2 separate regions of the Mus musculus genome follow, and region 2 is linked to region 1. A link is a loop called in an ENCODE intact Hi-C map of the cell type or tissue named here. Cell type or tissue: heart. All regions are shown on one strand. Links, peaks and the distances in the headings refer to the core of each region. The heading gives the core; the rest is flanking DNA.

Region 1 (4,314 bases), core at 58-4,057:
GGAACTACAAGAGTTCTGAGCTGCTGTGTGTGTGCTGGGAATGGAAGCTAGGTCCTCTGCAAGAGCAGTCAGTGAGGTGAAACCACTTAGCCTCCTCTCCAACCCTGAATATTTTGAATATACTAAGTAATTTCTGTTGGGAGAAAACTTTTGTAAGACATTTCTATCCTTCCTTGCTTTTTTAAGGCATTTTCTGATTGGATTAATAGAAAGCAGAACAGCCAATAGGGAGACAGGAGGGGGTAGAAGAGACTTACATGGAGGAAGGAACTCTGGGAAGGACTCTGGGAAGGACTCAGATGTGTAGAGAATTCACCCACCAGGCATGGGGAAAGAACAGGTGTGGAGACTGAACACAAAGGAAAGACCTACTGTGGCCGAACATAGATTAGTAAAAATGGGTTAATAGGCGCCTCAGAGAAAAACGTTATAAATGGTGTCCAACGTGTGGGCACGTATATCCAAGGCTAGAGCCCGAGAAAAGTTCCAGACGGAACTTTTTCCGGCGGTAGAAATCCAAACTTAGGCATTGGGCAAGCCAGGCGTTAAAGAAGTGAAAGCGCCTGGGAAGGCGGGAGAACAGATGTGGCTTCCTAGCGACCCAGTCTCGCAGGCCAGTGCTCACAGTGTGGCTCCTTTAAGATGCCCCGCTGTGCAGCAAGTGGGCAGCCAAAGCAGGGTTAGGTTGCAAAAACTGCAGAGCAGGAGACAGTGTCCCTGGAACAAGCACTTCCCGGACAAAGGGCAGAGCCACAGTGTCTCTGGCTGGCTTAAGAATGCTCCCTGTGGGGCTGGAGAGATGGCTCAGTGGTTAAGAGCACCAACTGCTCTTCCAGAGGCCTTGAGTTCAAGTCTCAGCAACCACATGGTGGCTCACAACCATCTGTAATGGGATCTGATGCACTCTTCTGGTGTGTTTCTGAAGTCAGCTACGTGTAATCATAGAAATAACAATAAATAAAAAAAAAAAAAAAAAAAGAATGCTCTCTGTGAATGACTGCCCCTTCCGCGTCAGTAGTGGAGGCCGTAGGGCTAGACCCTTAAGGCTTGGCTCACGTGATCAGAGAATGGCTGCAGGTATGCAGAAAGTCAGGTCCAGACCAAGAATGCCTTTGAACAGGTACAGTATACTTGAAAATGTGCTTAGGTGCTGAAGAAAGAAGAAATTCGATGTAGTTTAAAAATAAAAAGTAGTTTAAAAATAAAAAGTAAAGTCTCCAAAGGAAGGTCAGAGAGCAATAGACATCTTTTGAAAGATGCATGGATGCCAGAGAAACTGAATATACAGTCATAGAATTGCTGAGTTTGAATATAAAAAGCAAAGTCTACGAAGGAAGAGAAAGAGAAACAAGTAAATAAAGATGTTTTGTACCCGGGCATGGTGGCGCGTGCCTTTGATCCCAGCACTTGGGAGGCAGAGGCAGGCGAATTTCTGAGTTCGAGGCCAGCCTGGTCTACAAAGTGAGTTCCAGGACAGCCAGGGATATACAGAGAAACCCTGTCTCGAGACAAACAAACAAAACAAAACAAAAACAAAATGGAAAACACGGGCTGGAGAGAGGTTCTGAGTTCAATTCCCAGCACCCATGTTGTGAACCACTATATATAATGGAATCCGATACCCTCTTTTGATGTGTCTGAAGACACCAACAGTATACTCACATATATAAAATAAAACTTAGCCAGGCAATGATGGTGCACGCCTTTAATCCCAGCACTTGGTAGACAGAGGCTGTCCTGGAACTCACTCTGTAGATCAGGCTCGAAAAACCAAAAATAAATAAATAAAATTTTAAAAAATTGAAAACACAATGAGAGAGGGCACCTGAACCCCATATAATTTTGTTTTGATTATAAGCATACAAATAATTGTATTCTGTAATGATCACAGTTCTTTTTATTATTAGTATGTATGTATGTATGTATGTATGTATGTATTTATTTGGTTTTTCTGGAGACAGGGTTTCTCTGTGTAGCCCTGGCTGTCCTGGAACTAACTCTGTAGACCAGGCTGGCCTCGAACTCAGAAATCCGCCTGCCTCTGCCTCCCGAGTGCTGGGATTAAAAGTGTGCACCACCACTCCCGGCTGATCACAGTTCTTTATAACCTCTCAGAAAATAAGAATAAGGCAGACTTAGATAAGGGAAGAACTGAGGAATAGATTACTAGATTAAAGGCCATGGAACAGAAATTATAGGCTTCTTTAAATCAGAGTAAAGCAGCTGATAAATCCAATCTAAAGCCTATGGTGCCACCTTGTGACAAGAATGCAGAATGGCAACCCATAGAGATGCAATATTCTGAAGTAAGAGTATAGATTATGTTTAATGATTCCAGCTTAGAGCAATGTCATCCAATAGCTTATATATTTCATTTTGTACAGTTTGTAGTCTTAAAGTATGTATATGTGTTACTACATCATACAATTGATTCCTATTCAGGATTTCAAGAGGCTTTTACCTAAAGCTCTAAAAAGGATGATTCTAAGATTGCACATTTATTAGAGTTGGTAGCTATCTTGTAGATTCCTTTGCAGATTGAAGCTGATGATGCCCTGGCATGTGTATCCATTAGAGTACAACAACTTTTTTAGACATAGTGGTTGTACTGGCTGGTTTTGTGTGTCTACTTGACATAGCTGGGGCTATCACAGAGAAAGGAGCTTCAGTTGGGGGGGGGATCTCCATGAGATCCAGCTGTGGGGCATTTTCTCAATTAGTGATCAAGGGGGGCCCTTGTGGGTGGTGCCATCCCTTGGCTGGAAGTCTTAGGTGCTACAAGAAAGCAAGCTGAACAAAGCAAGCCAGTAAGTAACATCCCTCCGTGGCCTCTGCATCAGCTCCTGCTTCCTGACCTGCTTGAGTTCCAGTCCTGACTTCCTTGGTGATGAACAGCAGTATGAAAGTGTAAGCTGAATAAACCCTTTCCTCCCCAACTTGCTTCTTGGTCATGATGTTTTGTCCAGGAATACAAACCCTGACTAAAGCCGGGCGTGGTGGCACACGCTTTAATCCCAGCGCTCAGGAGGCAGAGGCAGGCTCATTTCTGAGTTCGAGGCCAGCCTGGTCCACAAAGTGAGTTCCAGGACATCCAGGGCTATACAGAGAAACCCTGCCTCGAAAAAGAAAAAAAGAAAAAGAAGCCAGGCATGGTGGCACACGCCTTTAATCCCAGCACTTGAGAGGCAGAGGCAGGCGGATTTCTGAGTTCGAGGCCAGCCTGGTCTACAGGCTGGTCCAGGACAGCCAGGGCTATACAGAGAAACCCTGTCTCGAAAAACCAAAAAAAAAAAAAAAAAAGAAACCCTGACTAAGACAGTGGCTTAGAACATATTACAGATATATATTATAATCCTACTGGTGAGACAACTGTAAAAAAGTTCTAACTACAGCGTGAAGATGCTCATAGAACAAGAGCAGAATATGAGATCTACCAGAGACAGATTAAATAATACTTTATTGACTTCAAAAATTTTAAATGACAATGAGTCAGGTAGCACAGCTATTGAAAAAAACTCTGGATTTTAGAAAGAACTGTTGCGTTAAATCAGCCTATATATGTTATAACCTCAGACTGGGAAGTCAGGAAATGTGTTGCATTATGGGAGAGCTTATGCCTTTGTTTCAACAGAAAATGAAAAGCTGTGGACTCCTTCAAAATGAATAAAGATCAGATTAGACTGGGGTGGGAAGAGACCTCCTGAAAATCTTGACTGCAAACAGGAAGAAACCCAAAAGAATGAACAAGGGATGGATGGGGATGCTGCTCCCTCTGCACGGGGACAGCCCTGAGACTGCTGAGACGTGCAGGTCTATACAAGGCCAATAAACTTTCTTGGTGACAGTCATCAGGACTTGCATGCCATCCCTCCATATGGCATAGATGGAGATTTATATTAAAGTGTGGCTGTACAGACTTACAAAGTCTGATGCCTTTCATCTGAACCATCTTTAGCTGACTTGTGCACAAAGAACATTCCATACATGTGTTAATGCAGAGATGTATATTATCTAAAAGCTTCTGCTTTCAGAGCAAAAGGACGAGACACCAATGAAGACAAGTAGCTCAGGTGATCCAGCCTCACATGCTGTTTCCTCAAAAATTTACAGCCAGGGGCTGGTGAGATGGCTCAGTGGGTAAGAGCACCCGACTGCTCTTCCGAAGGTCTGGAGTTCAAATCCCAGCAACCACATGGTGGCTCACAACCATCTGTAACAAGATCTGACGCCCTCTTCTGGAGTGTCTGAAGACAGCTACAGTGTACTTACATATAATAAATAAATAAGTCTTTAAAAAAAAAAATTTACAGCCAG
Region 2 (4,314 bases), core at 188-4,187, 200 kb before region 1:
CTGACTGCTACTATGCGCATGACACTCACTGAAACGTGCCTCTAGCCTCTTGCCTGTCATAGCTAAGATGACCTTAGAGATCCTGTGTGCCACCTCTCTGGTTAATAGAGAAAGTGACCAGAGCCCCATACAGTCATCTTTCTGTGTACTCACTGCTGTTCCCCTCCTGAATAGGTGGGCTCACCTTCATGTTTCCTTGTCTTCTATGAACATTTGTTCCCTCATAAATTATTAACAAATAAGCAAGGCACTCATTTAACACACACAGTACTGATGATGGAAGCTAGGAGGCCCCAATTCCATGCTTGCTTGCATGTGTGTGTGTGTGTGTGTGTGTATGTGTGTGTGTGTGTGTGTGTTATGGTGTGGTATGTATATGTCTGTGTGTGTTTTTGAGATAGGGTCTTTCTAATGTAGCTCAGACTGGTCTTTAACTCTTAAGATGTGTGGGCTGTAGCTCTCCCTCAATGGGGACCAGGGCAGGTATGTTGGGTGGTGTATATACAATTTCACTGAGGGACACTTAGGTGGGAAATGAGTGGCATGGTGAGGCTCTAACCAGCTGCCAAGTCAGGGAGATGGCCGCCAGCTAAGCCCAAAGAGGTTTGGCAAACCCAAGCTGGCTCTGTGGCAGGTTCCTAAAATGGGTCTCCTTGATGTCCCCCATCTGTCCTGAGGCTGCTCTGTGTGGAGAGGATGGACAGCTGTGCTTTCAGAGGTGCCAGCCACAGCTTCTGTTGGGAGCCACAACCCCTGTGTTCTTGGCTCTGACCTTCATTCTGAGCATCTCTGTGGATACTCAGCTGTGGATTTACCATCCAAATGTCCCTGCCCAGTCGGTGCCATGATTCCAAGCCCTGGAAATGACAGTCCTCCATCTCTCCTGATCTCCCCCCTAGTATTTTATTTGACTATAGATGTCTGTCCTGCCGTGGGTCCCATCTCTTCATCCTGTAGCCTGGAGAAACCCTTAGCCTTCCACCCAGGCCCTGCCAGCAGCCCTGTCATAACTCCTTCCATGCATCTCAGCAGTGGGAATAAGATACAGGGCGTCTGTCCCTCGGGTACAAGTGGCGAAACAGAGCCCCAGGGAGGTTGCTGACTTGTCCTGGACATTTAGTAAATTTGCACAAACAACCATTGGTTTTGGGTTTTAGGGGGTTTGTTCTTTTGTTTGTTTGGTTTTAGTTTTTGTTTGTTGTTTTGGGTTTTGTTTTTCTATTTTTTCCTTCTGTGAGCCTTTGGCCCTAACCTTCCTCACTGCCATGAAGGCTGCCCGCCCTCTGCTTAGGTGGAAGGTGACAGGATGCGGGGAAGCTGTGCTACCTGAGCACTGGCACACTAGCACAGGCAGCGATGTGGTCCTTTGTAGCCTCTTGACCCATCTTCTAATGGAAAGAGTCGTGAGTCTACAAGGAAGGACAGAACAGAATAGCCCAGACTGTGTAGACATGCAATGGGTCAGAGGACGCCAGTCTAAGGGTTCCCTGGCTTGTGGCCTAAAACTGTGGCTCTAGGAAGTGACATGGAGGGAGGCAGTGCATTCGTTCTTAGAGATGTTTTGGGGGTGGGCTGGCTTGAAGCTCTGAGGAGCATCTTCACCTTCTCCTGGCTCCCTTTCATTCTCTGCCATCATGGAGGTAAGGCTTCAATGCTAAGGCCCTTCCCCCCTTTCCCCTGCTTCTCCTCCCACCTCAGCCTCTCACAGCCTTCAGTTTGGAAGCTGCTACAGAAGATAAGTGCATAGCTCCAACGTGCCCTGGCTTGTTCCTTGTCTTCCAGGGTCACCCCAATTACTATTCTGCTTCTGTAGAGTGGACAGCAGAGCACAGAGGCTACCTCCCTTCTGTATCCAGCCATAGAGGAACTGGGGTGTCAGGCTCAGGGCTTGCCACCCTGGACACATTGATCTGGGCACAGCACCACCTGCAGGTCAGGGGCAGAATTGTACACAGGGCCTGTGTACAACCTGTCTACTTGGATCATACAGGCCTTCCATTTCTTGACACTCCCAGAACGTTAGAAAGGAAAAAGAGTGTATGAGTTGCATGTTTCAAATATTTACTTGGAGCAGAGTAACGCATTTCACACTCTGGTAGCAGTGTGACCACACTGTTCACAAGCTAGCAGAAACTGAAACGAAAACAAGCCCACAGTGCACCAGAGGCTGGGCACAAGTTTACGTTTTTAATGGATATGGCTCTCTTAATTTTGTATTTGATTGGCTTATTTGGGGCAGCAGCACATGCTGGGGCACATGTGTCAAGGTCAGAGGATAACCTGAAGGGGTTGGTTCTCTCCTCTCATCACGTGATCCTGGGAATCAAACTCTGGCCGTCAGGCATGGCCATCGGCACCTTGATGCAATAAGCCATGTCTTCATCCTTGAGCCAGTCGGTTTTGCATCTGCCTGGTTTTTACGACTATATTAGCATCCTTTGGGAGAAGGTACAGAGGTTCCTGGCTTGCCAACAGAGCCTCTGCGCCTGGCTGGTTGGGGGTTCTTTACCAACGTGTGGACCATGGTGGGAATGTCAAGTTCAGCTGGGAAGCTCAGCTCCCTGGATGGACCTGTGAGATGACAGTGGGGTCTGGGCTTGGACAGCATGGCCAGTTAGCTCCGGCCCACACACTGCCCCCTGGTGGTCATCATGGACATGGGCCACATTGGTCCGGAAGAGTTTCTTAAGCATGACTCAGGGATCCCTGAGACCCTCAGAGATCTCCAAAATCAAAACTGTTTTCCACAGTCTAAGCCTCTTGGCCTCTTTCACACACATGGAAACTGGAAAGTACTCAGATGTGGCTTCAGAAGCTGTGCTGGAACTAGTTTTTAAGATAGTGCCATCTGTTGAGTTTTGGTGCAGAAAAACACACACCATTATCTGGGCAAGCTATTAGAATACTCCTCCGCCTTCCATCCATCCTCCACATCCGTGAGAGCCTGGACCCCTTCCATGTATTCACTGGAACAGCATCTCCAAAGGTCGAAAGAAAAGTCAGACAAGAACGCCCAGCTGTCTTCAGTTAACTCCCAAAGCAAATTGCAAAATCATAAAAACAATCCCGGGCCTCACATTGTCTTTGTTTTGAAAACACGTGTTTTTCTCATAAAAAATATAAATTATGTGAATACCTAATAGGCCTAGTATCTGTAATGGGGGTTTTTAGATTTCTCAGCAAAATATCAATAGCTATAACTCATATATTTTGGAATGCTCCCAATTGTCTTTCTCACCGTATGTGTAAGATGGTGATCCTATGTATGGCACATATGTGGTCAGAGGACAACTTGGGAGTTGGGTCTCTTCATCCACCTTGGAAATTTCTTGGAAATGAACTTGGATTGTAGGCTTGCAGAGGAAGCACTTTACCTGCCAAGCCATCTGCCAACCCAAAAAGATTTTTTAATAACATCTAATGAGCTGGAACCCACATATTGTTAGCATCACCCCTATCTAATTCCAGAATATTTCCATCAGTTCATAAAGAAACCCTAAAGCCATTAGCTGTCACTGTCGTCCTGTGCCTATTAATGGCCATTAGTCTACCTCTGTGGCTTTGCCATTCTGGACATCTCTATAGGCAGCACCAGATCATACGTGATCTTCTGTACAAGCTTGGCTTCTTCTCTTAGTGTAACATTTGGGCTATTGGGAATAACAGTGACTTAAGAATATTTGTACCCATGTCTATGAGGACGTATGTTTTAGTCCTCTTGTGGTTGGTACTTAGGACAACTGAGTTTCCGAGCCATATGGCAAGTATGTGGTTAACATTTTGAGAGAATAGCAAACAAATTTCCAGCCTCAATGTTTTTTTTTTTTAATTTCATGTATATGTGTGTTTTGCTTATGTGGATCTATGTGCATTTATGCAGTCCCTATGGAGACCAGAAGAGGGCACCAGAACCCCTGGGACTGGAATTACAGGTGTCTGTAAACCACCTTGTGGGTGCTGGGAATCAAACCTGGGTCCTCTGGAAGAGCAGCCAATGCTTTTAATCACTGAACCACATCACCAGCTTTCTCCATCAATATTCTTTTGTAGAATATAAAGAGGCTCTGAATTTTCAATCCACTGGACTGGATTGGATGAAATCAAAGGCTATCCTTATGCATACTGACCCAAGTCTCTTTTTCTTCTCAACACATGCACACACTCACACACGCATGCACACACTCACACACACACACACACGCACACATGCACTCCATTTAGGAGGCACAAGCAGCGCCTTTGTAATAGGCAGCCTGAGTTAGCCCTTGGCTCAGTAACACACAGAAAGCCAGCTAAGCTGCACTACTTACGTTG

The links. A loop is a pair of places that touch in the nucleus more often than their neighbours do. Peaks named below come from ENCODE experiments on the same cell type or tissue, not always from the same donor. Only the 100,000 strongest peaks of a DNase experiment are listed, where the experiment ranks them.
Region 2: a loop joins it to region 1, with 2.4 times the contacts of the local background. A loop is called at or near these places in 18 of 42 quality-filtered maps.

What each region holds. Positions count from the first base shown.
Region 1 is chr11:75,712,092-75,716,405 of GRCm38, reverse strand. No RefSeq gene overlaps it. Among named protein-coding and RNA genes, the nearest start is that of Ywhae, 19 kb to the left of the region's middle. In heart, for the core only: a CTCF peak has its summit at 2,271 (motif pointing left); no DNase peak of the experiment used is centred there; H3K4me3 peaks cover 429 bases.
Region 2 is chr11:75,911,767-75,916,080 of GRCm38, reverse strand. It overlaps a transcript of Rph3al not described here. Among named protein-coding and RNA genes, the nearest start is that of Rph3al, 2.9 kb to the right of the region's middle. In heart, for the core only: CTCF peaks have their summits at 1,932 (motif pointing left), 2,661 (motif pointing left) and 3,898 (motif pointing right); DNase peaks (open chromatin) are centred at 1,930, 2,660 and 2,940.